2 separate regions of the Homo sapiens genome follow, and region 1 is linked to region 2. Evidence: read pairs that join two places in POLR2A ChIA-PET (ENCODE). Cell type or tissue: Panc1. All regions are shown on one strand. Links, peaks and the distances in the headings refer to the core of each region. The heading gives the core; the rest is flanking DNA. Region 1 overlaps PHYHD1 (phytanoyl-CoA dioxygenase domain containing 1). Region 2 holds the start of LOC101929314 (a long non-coding RNA gene).

The links. Peaks named below come from ENCODE experiments on the same cell type or tissue, not always from the same donor. Only the 100,000 strongest peaks of a DNase experiment are listed, where the experiment ranks them.
Region 1: POLR2A ChIA-PET joins it to region 2 with 11 read pairs; 6 of 35 experiments call an interaction of 5 or more read pairs at or near these places.

The regions. Positions count from the first base shown.
Region 1 is chr9:128,931,469-128,939,785 of GRCh38, reverse strand. PHYHD1 (phytanoyl-CoA dioxygenase domain containing 1) reads right to left here. Exons shown (of 13, transcript NM_001100876.2): 5 at 5,929-6,004; 6 at 5,728-5,775; 7 at 3,283-3,338; 8 at 3,141-3,203; 9 at 2,008-2,029. Among named protein-coding and RNA genes, the nearest start is that of DOLK, 12 kb to the left of the region's middle. RefSeq lists a silencer at 8,182-8,317. In Panc1, for the core only: no CTCF peak of the experiment used is centred there; no DNase peak of the experiment used is centred there.
Region 2 is chr9:129,003,171-129,011,444 of GRCh38, reverse strand. It overlaps NUP188 (nucleoporin 188), which reads right to left. Exons shown (of 44, transcript NM_015354.3): 38 at 7,991-8,128; 39 at 6,224-6,298; 40 at 5,915-6,142; 41 at 5,669-5,800; 42 at 5,322-5,395; 43 at 5,077-5,206; 44 at 4,349-4,943. The coding sequence ends at 4,767. SH3GLB2 (SH3 domain containing GRB2 like, endophilin B2) reads left to right here. Exons shown (of 11, transcript NM_020145.4): 7 at 752-775; 8 at 1,236-1,325; 9 at 1,574-1,674; 10 at 2,099-2,339; 11 at 2,654-4,409. The coding sequence ends at 2,761. It overlaps LOC101929314 (a long non-coding RNA gene), which reads left to right and starts at 4,882. Exons shown (of 4, transcript XR_007061810.1): 1 at 4,882-4,965; 2 at 6,148-6,225. RefSeq lists enhancers at 1-45, 4,221-4,370, 4,591-4,660, 4,781-4,840. In Panc1, for the core only: CTCF peaks have their summits at 4,293 and 4,512 (motif pointing right); no DNase peak of the experiment used is centred there.

The sequences.
Region 1 (8,317 bases), core at 30-8,029, 71 kb after region 2:
CTACTTGGGAGGCTGAGACAGAAGAATTGCTTGAACTCGGGAGGCAGAACTTGCAGTGAGCCGAGACTGTGCCACCTCACTCCAGTCTGGGTGACAGAGCAAGACTCCCTCTCAAAAAAAAAAATTGGGAAGTTGGGTGCGAAGCAGGGAGATGCTATGATCAGGCATCCACATTTCTTTATTATTATTATTATTTTTTTTTTTTTTGAGACGGAGTCTGGCTCTGTCGCCCAGGCTGGAGTGCAGTGGCACGATCTTGGCTCACTGCAACCTCCGCCTCCCGGATTCAAGTGATTCTCCTGCTTCAGCCTCCCTAGTAGCTGGGATTACAGGTGCCTGACACCACGCCCAGCTAATTTTCATATTTTTAGTAGAGATGGGGTTTCACCATGTTAGCCAGGCTGGTCTCAAACTCCTGACCTTAGGTGATCTACCCCCTCGGCCTCCCAAAGTGCTGGGATTACAAGCGTGAGCCACCACTCCTGGCCAGCATCCACATTTTTAAAAACCTCCCCACACGATGCTGGGGCACAGTTAGGATGCGGAACCACCGAACAAAGGAACATGGTCCTCAGCAACAGAACAAACAGGTTGCTGTCTCACCTCCTTCCTTCCCGGGCAACTGCGTGTTTTCTGAATACTGAACTTTAAGACAGACCTCCAAAGGAACATTTGAAATGGAAGGGGCTTTGAAACATTTGGGAGAGGAATGGTGGAAGGAACTGGGAGAACTGGACTCAGGCAGAGAGTGGGGATGGTCATCCCTTTGGGGAACTGGACTCAGGCTAAGGGTGGGGATGGTCATCCCTTTGGGGAACTTCGTACAGGCTGAATGGTGGAAGAAGGTGGTCACAAGGAGGCTGACTTGGGCTCATGCAAGGAAGGAAAGGGCTTCCTGGGAGGGGATGAGCTCCCTGTCACCAGAGGTATTTGAGCAGAAGTAGATAATCACCTACTAGGGAGGCTGTAAAGGGTGGCTGCATGGTGTAGGGTGTGGAACTAGATCAGCAATTTCTATGCTGAATTCGTCCTCCAGGAAACTTGTTAAAAATACAGATTCCAGGGCCGGGCGCGGTGGCTCATCCCTGTAATCCCAGCACTTTGGGAGGCTGAGGCGGGTGGATCACCTGAGGTCAGGAGTTCGAGACCAGCCTGGCCAACATGGTGGAACCCCGTCTCTACTAAAAATACAAAAAATTAGCTGGGCGTGGTGGCAGGCACCTGTAATCCCAGCTACTTGGGAAGCTGAGGCAGGAGAATCACTTGGACCGGAGAGGCGGAAGTTGTAGTGAGCCGAAATTGTGCCATTGTACTCCACCTTGGGTGACAAGAATGAAACTCTGTCTCAAAAAAAAACCCAAAAAACAGATTCCCAGGCCCATGCAGCCCTACTGGCTCAAGATCTCAGGGACTAGGGCCCAGGAATCTGTTTTTTTTGTTTGCTTGGTTTGGTTTGGTTTTTTTGTTTGTTTGGTTTTGAGACAGAGTCTCACTCTGTCACCCAGGCTGGAGTGCAGTGGTGTGATCTTGGCTCACTGCAACCTCTGCCTCCTGGGTTCAAGCGATTCTCCTGCCTCAGCCGCCTGAGTAGCTAGGACTACGGGTGTGCGATACTACACCCACCAAAATTTTTGTATTTTTAGTAGAGATGGGGCTTCAGCATGTTGGCCAGGCTGGTCTCGAATTCCTGACCTCAGGTGATCCGCTCGCCTCTGCCTTCCAAATTGCTGGGATTACAGGCATGAGCCACCACGCCTGTCCTAGGAAATCTATATTTTTAACCAGCTGGGGTTGCTGGCAGGCTCAGGACCCACTATGCCAAGGACGCAAGGTTTCCCTACCAATCCACTATCAGGGGAAGGAATGGAAGGTGGCTCCTCCTCTCCGGGCCAGGCTCCTACAACAGACAGGAGCAAGCGCTTTCCCTCCTTCTGAAGATCTGAGAACCATTGCTGTCTTAGATGTCCCACCCATGGCCTTTTCAGGGGCCCACAGCTCTCAGCTCACCTTCACCGCCAAAGTGAGGTTGCTGCAAGAGAGAGGAAAAGCCTGGTGAGGACAGAAGAGAGCAGAGAGGAGCTGGGCTTGCTGAGACTCCCAGGATGCTATTGCTCTGGCCACAGGCATTTTCCTCTCAGGATTCCACATCAACACCCAGCTACTGAGCACCTACCATATGCCAGCCCCAGGAGGGATGCAAAGAGAAAACCCCCACCCCTGCCCAACAAGCTCCTAGCATGTGCAAGCACACACATGCCTAACAAGATCACAGAGCAGAGCAGGGCAAGGACTGGAGGGAGAGGCTAGGACACAGGCCAGCAGTTGAGCCTTCCAGCCCCAGAGTCAGATGGGTCCTTCTTTCCTCAGGGGTTCTGGAAGGCTTCTTAGAAGAGGTGGCACTGAGCTGGCCCTTGAAAGCTGGGAGCACAGCATTTCAATTGCCAAAGAAGGGAGGAGGAAGGCCGAGGGAGGCCTGGGGATGACCCTCCCTCCTACCACCAAATTTTTTTTTCTTTTTTTTTTTCTTCCTTTTTGTGGAGAATGGGGTCTCGCTATATTGCCCAGGCAGGTCTCAAACTCCTGGGTTCAAGCTACCCTCCCACCTCTGCCTCCCTGAGAGCTGGGATTACAAGCGTGAGCCACTGCGCCTGGCCAAATTTTTCTTTTTTTTGAGACGGAGCCTTGCTCTATCCCCCAGGCTAGAGTACATTGGCGTGATCTCCACTCACTGTAACCTCCACCTCCTGGGTTCAAGCAATTATCCTGCCTCAGCCTCCCGAGTAGCTGGGACTACAGGTGTGTGCCATCACGCCCGGCTAATTTTTGTATTTTTAGTAGAGATGGGGTTTCTCCATGTTGGCCAGGCTGATCTCGAACTCCTGACTTCAGGTGATCTGCCCGCTTCAGCCTCCCAAAGTGCTGGGATTACAGGCATGAGCCACCACGCCCGGCCCCTACCACCAAATTTTAACTGAGGATCAACTAAGTTCCAGGTGCTTTAGCCAGAGGAGACCGATTTTCCATGTTCTCCCACCAACATAATAATTCCAGCAACTTTTGGCCCATTGTAAGGAAGGGCTTGGTATGAGCAGTCTGCCCATTTTACAGATGGTAAACTGAGGCAAGGACAAGGAGCTCACCTTAAAGATGTACATGCTCTGCACCACCACGGGCATCTGGAGGCCCAGACTTCTGGCCAAGGTCTGGAGGGGGGCAAAGGTCATGCTGCCAGCCTGCCACACATGGCCCACCCTCCTGGCCCTCACCCCCACCTCTGCTCACCTGCACCTTGAAGGAGTGTGTGATGCTCTTGAAGACGGGGTCGTGGGCGTGCAGAGCTATGGGACAGAAGGAAGCTGTCGGCCCCATCTCAGGCCCACGTGTCCCTCCACACCCAGCTCTGGGCACCCACACTCAGGCTTACTTTGACATTCTCACTTACTTTGTAGGCATTAACCCTTCTGCTTGTTTACAACTGAGTAATGGGCTCCACAGGAGCCTTGCCCCCACCCCAGGCCCTATGCCACCCATGCCCTTATTCTTGACCTTCTGGGAAGCTCAGTCCAGCCCCGACTCCCCACCCCTCACAGACGACTAAGGGCTCCAAGGCACCAATCATGCGGAGCAATCTCGGTACCACCATTTGCTCTGTGTGGCCTCGGGTAACCATTTCTCTCCTGTAAGCCTCAGTTTCCTCTTCTGTCAAATGAGGATTAGAAGAACCTGGGAGGCAGGACTGGTGTGGGACTCGATGGGCTAATGAATGTGCAGGGACAGCCCAGGGCCTGGCATGGGATAGTCCCTCATTGTCATAAACATAAGATTGAATGCATTTAATACCACTGAGCTATGTACTTTTTATTTTTATTTATTTATTTAGTTTTGAGATGGAGTCTCACTCTGTCGCCCAGGCTGGAGTGCAGTGGCACAATCTCGGCTCACTGCAACCTCCACCTCCCTAGTTCAAGCGATTCTCCTGCCTCAGCCTCCTGAGCAGCTGGGACTACAGGCATGTGCCACCACGCCCAGCTAATTATTGTATTTTTAGTAGAAATGGTTTTTCACCATATTGGCCAGGCTGGTCTTGAACTCCTGACCTCGTGATCCACCCGCCTCGGCCTCCCAAAGTGCTGGGATTACAGGCGTGAACCACCGCGCCCGGCCAAGCTACGTACTTTAAAAGGGTTATGATGATATGGTAAATCTTTTCTTTTTTTTTTTTTTTTTGAGACAGAGTTTCGCTCTGTTGCCCAGGCTGGAGTGCAGTGGCAGTAGCTGGGACTACAGGCGCCCACAACAAGGTCCGGCTAATTTTTTGTGTTTTTAGTAGAGACAGGGTTTCACTGTGTTAGCCAGGATGGTCTCGATCTCCTGACCTCGTGATCCGCCCACCTCAGCCTCCCAAAGTGCTGGGATTACAGGCGTGAGCCACCACGCCCGGCAATGATATGGTAAATCTTACGTGTATTTTACCACAACTTGTCTACAAGCTTACCATGATATAACTTCAGGCTTAACAATAAGCATTCTAGGCCAAGTGCAGTGGCTTATGCCTATAATCCCAGCATTTTGAGAGGCCAAGGCAGGAGGATCACTTGAGCCCGGTAGTTGAAGATCAGCCTAGGCAACATAACGAGACCTCCTCTCAATTTTATTTAAAAAAATAAATAGCCTATAAAACAAATTATAATGTATGATCCTAAAGAAAAAAAGTGAGGGTTTTCTTACTTGACTTTGGGGTGTCAGAATAGGGACCCTGTCAGCAGGTCAGGTGCCCCTTAGGGTGGCTCTAGGGAGCACTGGACCCAGGAGCTCCCCCAGGCCAGGCAGTAGAGAGCCTGCACATGCCCACCTGTTAGGGGGGATCAGGTGGACCCCCTATCCCCAGTGCTGTGGCAGCAGTGTCATGATTAGCAGAGGGGCCCAAGACCAGAGGGGAGCCTGAAGCCACAAATGCCATTTACCCGACCACTAATTTACTATGGGCTTTCTTTCTTGTTTGCTTTTTTTTTTTTTTGAGACGGAGTTTCACTCTTGTTGCCCAGGCTGGAGTGCAATGGCATGATATCGGCTCACTGCAGCCTCAGCCTCTCGGGTTCAAGCTATTCTCCCGCTTCAGCCTCCCAAGTAGCTGGGATTACAGGCATGCGCAACCATATTCAGCTAATTTTGTATTTTTAGTAGAGACAGGGTTTCTCCACATTGGTCAGGCTGGTCTTGAACTCCCGACCTCAGGTGATCCACCCACCTTGGCCTCCCAAAGTCCTGGGATTACAGACGTGAACGACCACGCCCAGCCACTATGGGCTTTCATTAAAGCTCCTAAACTCTTCAGGCTTCAGTTTCCCCAGTTTCCCCATGCTTTTTCCTTTTCTTTTTTTTTTTTTTTTAACAGGGTTTCACTCTGTCTCTGTCACCCAGGCAGGCTGGAGTGCAATGGCACATCTCAGCTCACTGCAACATCCGCCTCCCAGGTTCAAGCAATTCTCCTGCCTCAGCCTCCTGAGTAGCTGGGACTACAGGTGTGCACCACTACACTCACCTAATTTTTTCTATTTTTAGTAGAGATGGGGTTTCACCATGTTGGCCAGACTGGTCTTGAACTCCTGACTTCAAGTGATCTGCCCACCTTGACTTCTCAAAGTGTTAGTTAGGATTACAAGTGTAAGCCACCACTCCCAGCCTGTTCCCCGATCTTCTTTCCTGTACCCCCAAGCCCCTGCTCACCGTGGCCAATTTTGTTGATGGATTTCTCCGGAGGGACCAGGAAATTTCCTGTGGCACAAAGAACAGATAAAGGCAGAGAACTGGTGTCCAGCCTTCCATGGGCAGCTGGCTTCAGCATGCTTCCAGCCCAGGGGGCAGATTCCCAGGTCCAGCCTACCCTCACCATGGCTCCTCCCCAGCTCTAGGGCCCCAGCTCCAAACCTTTCTCATCAAAAACGCCTTTCTCAAAGAAGAATCGAATCTTGTCACCACTGCTCAAGAAATAGTCTGTGCTGCCCTGTGGAAAGGGGACATCAGAGGACTGAGACAGCATCCTGGGGTCAGAGCTGGGCCTGGCAAAGAGGGAGGCGGATTCAGAAGCTTCCCACCCTCACAGGGTTACAGACACCCTGGGGGCTTCTCAGACTTGTCCACTGAGGCACAGACAGTGAGCCAGAACTTCAAGTGCCTGGAAGCACACCCCAAAGATGCAAACATGGAATTTCTTGGACACCTCACTATACTGTGATTCAGAACATGGATGCTAGAGTCGAATAGGGCTGGTTCCCTAGCAGCCTTGGGCCCCTGGTTTTATGTCACCAAGACTTCATTTTCTCATCTGTAAAAAAAGGAATAATAATGGCTGGGAGTAACGACTCACACCTGTAATCCCAGCATATTGAGGCAGATCACTTGAGGCCAGGAGTTCGAGACCAGCCTGGCCAACATGGTGAAACTTTGTCTCTACTAAAAATACAAAAAACAGCTGGGCGTGGTAGGCACCTGTAGTCCCAGGTACCCGGGAGGCTGAGGCAGGAGAATAACTTGAACATGGGAGGCGGAGGTTGCAGTGAGCCGAGATTGCACTATGCACTCCAGCCTGGGCGACAGAGTGAGACTCTGTCTCAAAAAAAAAAAAAAAAAAAAAAGTCTGGGTGCAGTGGCTCATGCCTGTAATCCCAGCACTTTGGGAGGCCGAGGTGGGCGGATCACGAGGTCAGGAGATCGAGACCATCCTGGCTAACATGGTGAAATCCCCGTCTCTACTAAAAAAAATACAAAAAATTAGCCGGGCATGGTGGCAGGCACCTGTAGTCCCAGCTACTCCGGAGGCTGAGACAGGAGAATGGCGTGAACCCGGGAGGCAGAGCTTGCAGTGAGCCAAGATTGGGCCACTGCACTCTGGCCTAGGCAACAGAGCAAGACTCTGTCTCAAAAAATAAATAAATAAATAAATAAATAAATAAATAAATAAATAAGGAATAATAATAGAACTGACCAACCAGGCACTGTGGCTCACACCTGTAATCCCAGCACTTTGGGAGGCTGAGGCAGGCGGATCACGAGATCAGGAGTTCAAGACCAACCTGGCAAACATAGTGAAACCCCGTCTCTACTAAAAATACAAAAAATTGCTGGGTGCAGTGGCTCACACCTGTAATCCCAGCACTTTGGGAGGCCAAGGAGGGCAGACCACCTGAGGTCAGGAGTTCAAGAGCAGCCTGACCTACGTGGAGAAACCCCATTTCTACTAAAATTACAAAATTAGCCGGGCATGGTGGCGCATGCCTGTAATCCCAGTTACTCGGGAGGCTGAGGTAGGAGAATTGCTTGAACCTGGGAGGCGGAGGTTGCGGTGAGCCAAGATCGTGCCATTGCACTCCACCCTGGGCAACAAGAGCGAAATTCCATCTCAAGAAAAAATAAAAATAAAAACAAAAGTACAAAAAATTAGCCGAGTGTGGTGGTGGGCACCTGTTGTAATCCCAACTACTCAGGAGGCTGAGGCAGGAGAATCGCTTGAACCCAGGAGGCAGAGGTTGCAGTGAGCTGAGATTGTGCCATTGCACTCCAACCCGGGTGACAGTGCGAGACTCCATCTCAAAAAAAAAAAATAATAATAATAATAACAATAATAATAATAATAATAGAACTGACTTCCCCAGGCCGGGTGCGGTGGCTCATGCCTTTAATCTCAGCACTCTGGGAGGCTGAGGTGGGCAGATCACCCGAGGTCAGGAGTTTGAGACCAGCCTGACCAATATGATGAGACCCCATCTCTACTAAAAATGCAAAAATTAGCCGGGCGTGGTAGCATGCACCTGTAATCCCAGCTACTTGGGAGGCTGAGATGGGAGAATTGCTTGAACCCAGGAGGTGGAGGTTGCAATGAGCCAAGATCGCACCATTGCACTCCAGTCTGGGCAACAAGAGCAAAACTCCATCTCAAAAAGAAAGAAAGAAAGAAAGAAAGGCCGGGCGAGGTGGCTCACGCCTGTAATCCCAGCACTTTGGGAGGCTGAGGCGGACGGATCACGAGGTCAGGAGATCGAGACCATCTTGGCTAACACGGTGAAACCCTGTCTCTACTAAACAAAATACAAAAAATTAGCCGGGTGTGGTGGCGGGCGCCTGTAGTCTCAGCTACTCCAGAGGCTGAGGCAGGAGAATGGCGTGAGCCCAGGAGGCGGAGCTTGCAGTGAGCCGAGATCGCGCCACTGCACTCCAGCTTGGGTGACAGAGCGAGACTCCGTCTCAAAAAAAAAAGAAAAAGAAAAACAAAAAACTGACCTCCTCAATTCTTGGAGGCTTCAGCCAGAGGCTGAATCTT
Region 2 (8,274 bases), core at 275-8,274:
GGCTGGGTGACTGTCCCTCAGGCCGCCAACCCTAGTTGGCTCTCACAGCAACTTCCAGTGCTCCTGGACGGGGACTTCCTAAGCAGCATGGGGGCCACACGGGCCGGCCACGCACACTGGCCTGGGTCCGCATTCCCTATTTCAGGCTGTTGTCTCGGGTCAGATCTCCGGAAGCGGCAGGAGCGCTGGGTCTCCTGGTCGTGGCCGGGCAGCGTCTTTCTTCTTCAGGGTCTGGATGCCACTTCCCGCCTCCTCCCTGTGCCCAGTGGAAGGAGAAACATCCTAGAGGGTGGAGACTGCCCTGTTTTTCTTTTGCCATTGAGTCCCAGTGTGACTCAAGCACGAGGCCACCTTTCTCTGCCAGAGGACAGAAAGCTTCAGTGACTGGCCCAGGGTCACACAGTTCTGCCGCCCAGCCCAGCAGCCTGAGCCAGCAGTCAGGATGGGGTGGGGACACTCCGTCTCTCTTGAGACCCCACTCAGAGAATGGGGCTGACACTGTAGGAGAAATATAAGCAGGACTCCTGCTGGCTGCTCCCCTCCTGCATGAGGCATGTTAGAGGGACTGGGACCGCCAGCCCCCAGCTCCCATGCCGGGCCTCGGCCCAGTCTCAGCTCCTGTTTGGGAGGGGGGGCAGAGGGGCAGGGGGGCAGAAGTTGAGTCTGGGAGCTGGGGCAGGGCACAGGCTCTAGGGTCCAGCTGTCCTCCTCTCCCCTCCCCTGCTGGCCACTCCTGCTGCCGTCTCCACAGCTCTGGAATGATGAAGTGGACAAGGTAAGTTGGGGCCTGGGGGGCTGGGCTCGAGGAAGAAGGGGTGGCGGGGTGCAGGCACACTTGCTGCTGTGGGGTCTGATCTGTTTCTCACTCTGCCCCACACCCACTGGGGAGGGGTTACTGCTTTCCCTCCCTGGGCCTCAGTTTCCCCTCTGTGGGGAAATGTTTTCTCCACAGTACCCTGTAGCACACAGTAGGCCCTCAGGATGCACTTGCTGGGTGGATTTCTCCGATGGGTGATGGAGGAAGGGTCTGTCACTGCAGCTGCCTGTGGGGTCCTGAGTGGGGCTCTAGCTTCTCTGGGGTTGGGGCTCCAGGTGTGAAGTCAGGCATAGACCCAGAAGGCTCTCTGTGTTCCCAGGGGAAAGGGACAGGCGGCTCCCAGGTAGGCTCCAGGAGAAGACTGCGGGGAAGCTGGTGGGTGGTGTGTGGGTGCTCATGGCTGCCCTGCCCTGCCCAGGCCGAGCAGGAGCTCCGCGTGGCCCAGACAGAGTTTGACCGGCAAGCAGAAGTGACCCGTCTCTTGCTGGAGGGAATCAGTAGCACTCACGTGAGTCCCACTGCCCACCCTCACTAAACCTAACCCTCAGCAGGCACCAGGTGTGCCTGAACCACAAGGTCAGCAGGGCTGCCCCAGAATGGCCCTCACAGAGCAAGTCCCACCGGGGAGGGTGTGGGCGCAGGGGCAGGGCACCCTGGAATGCCGGAGCAAGGTCTGGTAGAGGACGGGGATGGGGACGGAATTTTTTGTTCTGAGGGCGGGAGGTTAGAAGTCAGCCTCTGGCCTCTTCCCCGCAGGTGAACCACCTGCGCTGCCTCCACGAGTTCGTCAAGTCTCAGACAACCTACTACGCACAGTGCTACCGCCACATGCTGGACTTGCAGAAGCAGCTGGGCAGGTGCGGGGCCAGCACTGCTGAACCCACTGGGGCCCCCTGGCTCCCATACCCTGTCCGTGGGCAGCATGAGCTCCTCTGGGCAAGTCCTGTGACACAAAGCTGGGTTGGAGGGCTCTGCTGGAACCCACTCTGGGTGCGGGCATCTCATGTGTATGAGGGTGGAGTGGCTGGCCTTACTGACGGCCAAGTCCCCTGGAGCCCCTGAGGGTTTCTAGGGAATGCCTGGGTGGGGAGGATGGCAGGGACCAGGGGGTGGGGCCATCTCACCCTTCCCTTGCTTTGCTTTTCCCTTTGTGCTGCCAGCTCCCAGGGTGCCATGTGAGTAGCCGGGGCTGGAGTGGGGCTCCTGGGGCTGGGGAGGGGAGTTTGCCTCTGGGGTCCCTTCTGGGACTCCCACCTGCTAAGATGTATCCCTCCTCTCCAGATTTCCCGGCACCTTCGTGGGCACCACAGAGCCCGCCTCCCCACCCCTGAGCAGCACCTCACCCACCACTGCTGCGGCCACTATGCCTGTGGTGCCCTCTGTGGCCAGCCTGGCCCCTCCGGGGGAGGCCTCGCTCTGCCTGGAAGAGGTGGCCCCCCCTGCCAGTGGGACCCGCAAAGCTCGGGTGCTCTATGACTACGAGGCAGCCGACAGCAGTGAGCTGGCCCTGCTGGCTGATGAGGTGGGCCCGGTGCCGCAAGGTGGGGCAGGAATGGGCTGGGTGAGGAGCAGCCTGGGCACTGGGATCAGGCACATGGGGCCTGGAGGGGCCCTGTTGGCAAAGTGGGGACCAGCAGGTTAAAGAGGGCATATCCAGCTCTGAGGAAAGGATCCTTGCTCTGCTGGGTCTCTGGAGCAAGTGAGATGAGCGCCAGCCACTGAAGGTGTAGCACATGCCACGGGCCATGGGGAGGTGGCAGCTCTGTCCCCACTTAGTCCTGGGGCCAGTTCCACCCTTGGCCAGGCCATGACCGTCCTCTACTGCCATCTCTGCAGCTCATCACTGTCTACAGCCTGCCTGGCATGGACCCTGACTGGCTCATTGGCGAGAGAGGCAACAAGAAGGGCAAGGTCCCTGTCACCTACTTGGAACTGCTCAGCTAGGCAGGTGCCCCCATCCCCCCCGCATTCTGGCCTAGGCAGGAGAGGATGGGCGCAGCCCTGCCACTTAACTTGTTTGTTGGTGACACAGTTGTTCAGAGTGGGGAGAATTCACCCCATTCTGTCCCTGCCCCTAGTCACCTAGCTGTGAGGGTGCCTGAGGCTGAATGGCTCCACCCCTCCCCCAGCCCTGCTTCTGACCTGTGGCTCTGGAGCCCCTGCCCCTGCCTGCATCCCCGAGCACCCCACCCTCCAGGCTCCACTAAGGAGGGAGGGGCTGTCTGCAGCAGCTGCACTCAGCACCTAGGCCAGGGTGGGGCCGCCGCAGATGGGCTCAGGAAGCCCCAGGTGCACTCAGCGAGAGCCCTGCCTTTCAGTTGCCAAAAGCTGCATCAGGGGAATGCGGCAAGGCACACAGGGCTCTGGCAGCCCCTGGGGACTGGGCGCTGCCCCTGGGAGGGGAGAGCCTGGCCAGGGCTGGTGTTGGGCCCGGAGCAGCATCTTCCGGTGCTATCCTCCCCTCCCACCCCTCACAGCTCAAGCCAAGTCCAGCGGCCGCAGTCTTCACCTCTCCACACTCACTTTTTATCTGGTGTTTTTACTTCTGCCTGCGTTTGCTCTCTAGCCAATAAACCGTCCTTGTGTGCGAGTCACCTGGGCTCCTGTCAGGGCCTGGCCCTGAGGGTGGTAAAGGGAAAGGTAGACTCACCCTCTGCCCCACTCTTCCACAGAGTGAGCAGGGGCCCTGTGGCTGCCCCGGCCCCCAGCTCTCTAGTTGGGAAGAAGTGCAGCCCTCCCTGTCTTCTGCGGGGCCTGTGCCTCTCAGAGGGCAGTGCTGTTCCTGGACATGAAGCCGCACAAGGAACGTTTTATTCCTAAGAAAAAGTTTCCTAAATTTGGATTGTGGAGCGGACTGTAGAATGCGTCTGACAGTTCAGTTCAAGCACAAGAAGTGGGTAGCGGTCAGTGCTGTCTGCAGGTCGGGCGTTTCACCCAGCATGTGCCCCCGTGCCATGGGTTCTCATGCCGTCCTCAGTGTCCACATTTCACAGATGAGATCAGCAAGACAGTCAGCTCCTCAAGGGACCACAGTTGGCAAGTGGCCAAGCAGGGACTGAAGCCCAGGCAGCCTGATTCTAGAAACCCTAAGTGATGTCTGTGTTTTAGATGGCCCCTAGCAGGACCTAGCATTCTGACTTCAGTCCTGAGAAGGCCAACAGCCAGTAGGCCCCACTGTTGGGGCTTCTGAAGAGGGGATCGGGGGATGACGGGGGCACGGGGCTATAAATAGGAAGGCACAGAGCTTCAAGAAAGGCTCACCCAGGGATGAGCTCAGCCCACTGGGCCAATGAAAGCAGGGTCAAGGACAGGACCAGCGCAGGCCAAGGAAGGGAATATCTGACAGCGCCCACCCAGCCAAACCCTCAGCCCAAGGACAGGAATGAGGAGATGCTGGTGAACTAGCCATCCATCAGTACCTGCCTTCCCCCGAGGCTGCAGCCCCACTCCCAGGCGCCTGGCCAGGGGAGTTTTCTAGGTTCTGAGAGCCACGTTGTCATCCCTGGGCTTTGAAGTTAAACATCACACAGCTGTCTATAAACAAGATTTTAATATCTGTATAAATAGACCACAGAATTACCAAAACTGCAAAGACAGAGTGTGGAAAACAGGTTTGAAACCCGTGCATAGAGCCCTCTGCTGGGCTGCCGCCTCTCCCCTGGCCGGCAGTGCTGTGGGGAATGCTGGAAAGGAAGGAAAGTTCCTCTAGGGGGCGTCTGCAGCGTGAGGACCTGAGCACAGAAGACTCGGCTCCCCATGCCTGCTGTTGACCTCTTCATCTAGTATAAAAATAACGTCAGTGGGTGGTGGCTGGAGTCGTGGCTACTCCGGGAGGGGGGTGACAGGAGGTGCCCTCCATTGTATAGGCCCTAGCAGCCAGCAGCACCCCTGCCAGCCAGGGTGCAGTGTAGGCTGGTGGAGAGGGGTAGGTGGGCAGAACAGCACTGCCCTATCTTTGCATATGCCGGACAAACGCCTGCACCAACTGGATCAGAGGCTCCTGACTCTCAGGGCTGGCTTTGGAGAGAGAGGTGGACTTGCCCTGCGGCGAGGGGAGGACACCAGTGGCAGGGGAGCTGGGGGCTCCCCGGCGGAAGTAGCGCGAGAGGCTGGACAGCAGCGTGCTCTACAAGAAAAAAAGTGGCTTGGTGAGGCTCAGCACATCTGGCTACTGTTCTGACCCTTGGGGGTTGCCAGGCAGGACCCCACAGGGCTCTGGCCCTATTGGTCCAGCCCTCCGTATCCCTATCCATCCGTACCAACTCAGAGCTGAGCTCCTGCTTCATCCGCTGTTTGTCCCGGGGGTGCACAGCCGGGTCCCTAAGGTACCGCATCGCCTGAGAGATGAGCAGGTAGAAGCAGTTTTCCATGGTAAACATCAGGAGGGACCTGGGAGGAGACACAGGTTTTTGGTACTGCTGCAGAGGGCCAGGCTGGCCAAGCTTGAGAACAGTGGGCCCATGACTGCCCCAGCCCCTTATCAAATCCCAGAAAGAGCACTTACTTTAACGTCCTGGTCCCTTCTGCCTGTGTGCTGAGCCCCACTGCCTGGGTGAGGGGCTCCTTTTTCTTGTCCAGCTGAAGAGAAGCAAGGGTAAAAAACTAAGACAACAGGAACAGCTCCCACTTACTGAGAGCTTCCTACTTGCATGTCCTGCACTAAGCAAATTTAATCAGTTACCTCATTTAATCCTCACAGTAATTCTCAGAGGTGCTGTCATGTTCAGTTTACAGAGAGGAGCAGGCTTGGGAGGCTAGGTACCATGCCCAACATGCCCAAGGTCAGCTGGGAAGTGGCAGGCAGGGGGAGGAGCCGGGGGGAGAGGACAGTGTCTGACAGAACCAACTTACCTCTCCAAGCATGTTGAGGGCCACATTCACTGTGGCCAGAAGGGTCCCGAAGGAGGGGGCCACTTCGGAGTCAAAGGTGGGAGTGGTAAAGCTCAGGGCAAACAGGAAGTTGTATTCAGCAAGGTCCAGGGACTGCGAGAAAAGACAAGAGCCATCCAGGACCCAATTAAGGCCCCAGGTAGCTCTCGGTACACAGCAGAGCAGAGCCTTTAGGGGAGGTGGTGCTGAACAGATGATGGGCAGTACCTGATCCAGCAGAATCTGGCAGACATCTGGGGTGAAGTGGCGCAGGGCTGCCAGCGTCTTGCTGAGGATCTTGAGAAGGCCATACTGGACTGTGTGCAAGGCCTGCTGCTCTGATGCCTCTGTGTCAGCAGCGGGCTGCTTTGAGGAGGAGGGGGCAGCAGAAGCAGCAGACGGTGGCCTCTGGACTCGCTGGGCAACAGCTGAGGGGAGGCCATCCCCATTTTTGTTCTAAGGAGAGTCAAGAAATGAAGGTGGAGCTTGGGAAGCTAGCGTGAGGTATTCCAGGACCTCATGGCATAGGACGCTTACCTGTAAGTAATGCTGCAGCATCTTTCGACTGTGCAGGAGAGAGGTACATGCCTGGCACAAGTAACCCAGGTTGACCTGGGAGAGACACAGGAGAGATGAGCGGATTCTCTTGTCAGCAGCCCAGTCACCCAACCAGACCAACCCAATAGCCCTCCATGTAACACCCATGCGCTCCTCACTCGCTGCTGCTCTTCTCTCCCTCCTTCCCTCATGCTCCCCTTCTCTCCCTCCTTCCCTCATGCTCCCCTTCTCTCCCTCCTTCCCTCATGCTCCCCTGGCCACTTTCCAGCTTAAAGCCCCTATAGCCACTAAGTACTCAGGGCTACAAACTTGGGCCAGCAGGGCTCAGGACTGGACTGTCTCCCTGAGACCCAGCTAGGTGCCTGGTATATTGTAAGGTCCTAAAGTAAAGAAGATGAGGCCGGGTGCGGTGGCTCATGCCTGTAATCCCAGCACTTTTGAGGTCGAGGCAGGCGCATCACGAGGTCAGCAGATCGAGACCATCCTGGCTAACACGGTGAAACCCTGTCTCTACTAAAAATACAAAAAATTAGCCGGGCGTGGTGGCGGGCGCCTGTAGTCCCAGCTACTCGGGAGGCTGAGGCAGGAGAATGGCGTGAACCCGGGAGGCGGAGCTTGCAGTGAGCCGAGATGGCACCACTGCACTCCAGCCTGGGCGACAGAGCAAAACTCTGTCTCAAAATAAATAAATAAATAAAATAAGATGAGGATTATGGCTGATTCCATTTTATAGGAAAAGAATAAAAGGTTACAAGTAACAAGTGACTTGGCCAAGGTCATACAACCAGCAGATAAGAGAAGCCTGCCTGGCTCTGGAGCCTGTGTTCCTTCCTCACCCCTCCCTTCTCCAGCTGGTTCCCAGCTCCAGTTGTGTGTGTTTTTTTGGTTTTGTTTAGTTTAGTTTTTTTTTTTTTTTTTTGAGACGGAGTCTCACTTTGTCACCAGGCTGGAGTGCAGTGGCGTGACCTCGGCTCACTGCAACCTCCACCTCCTGAGTTCAAGCGATTCTCCTGCCTCAGCCTCCCGATCCTGAGTAGCTGGGACTACAGGCGTGTGCCACCACACCCAGCTAATTTTTGTTATTTTTAGTAGAGATGGGGTTTCACCATGTTGGCCAGCCTGGTCTCGAGCTCCTGACCTCATGATCCTCCCGCCTTGAATTCCCAAAGTGCTGGGATTACAGGCGTGAGCCTATTGCACCCGGCCATTTTTTTTTTTTTTTCTTTTTGGGACGGAGTCTCGCTCTGTCACCCAGGCTGGAGTGTAATGGTTCGATCCTAGCTCACTGCAACCTCCGCCTCCCAGGTTCAAGCGATTCTCCCAACTCAGCCTCCCGAGTAGCTGGGATTACAGTCACGTGCCACCACGCCCAGCTAATTTTTGTATTTTTAGTAGAGACAGGGTTTCACCATGTTGGCCAGGCTGATCTCGAACTCCTGACTGCCTCCCAAAGTGCTAGGATTACAGGCGTGAGCCACCATGCCCGGCCCCAAGTGTATTCTTAAGGGATCTGAACCAAGATCTAACTGATAAAAGTCCAAATTCTTAACCTACATGGCTGCCCTTGACTATGGAAGGAAACATTTAGCCAGAGTAAGCACATGACAGCAAACCCTGTGCTCCCCAAGGGAAAAGCCCCCGTTCAGGAACATCCTGCAATTCACTAGGAGTGCCCCAGTGAGACCTCACAGCCTCCCTGTCTCCAAGCATTACCCCAGACTCCAAGACACCATCTTGGGCCCCCACCTGGATATCACGCATGAGCTGAGGCAGGTGGAAGTGCCACTCCTTCATGAAGTTAGAGAGCTGCAGAATAAAACCCACGGTGTGGTCCGCCTCCTCCAGGCAGGCCAGACTCTGCACTGTCCTCACTGCGTTGAGGCACTGGGAGGAAAGCACACATCAGGGAAAGATGGGGATGGCTGAGGGACCTGACATACCCACACCTACCCTCCTGTGGAGAGGCAACGTCCCAGGCCCCCAAATGCTGAGTTGGCAAAGAAATGGCTTAGTGGTACAACCAGGATTCT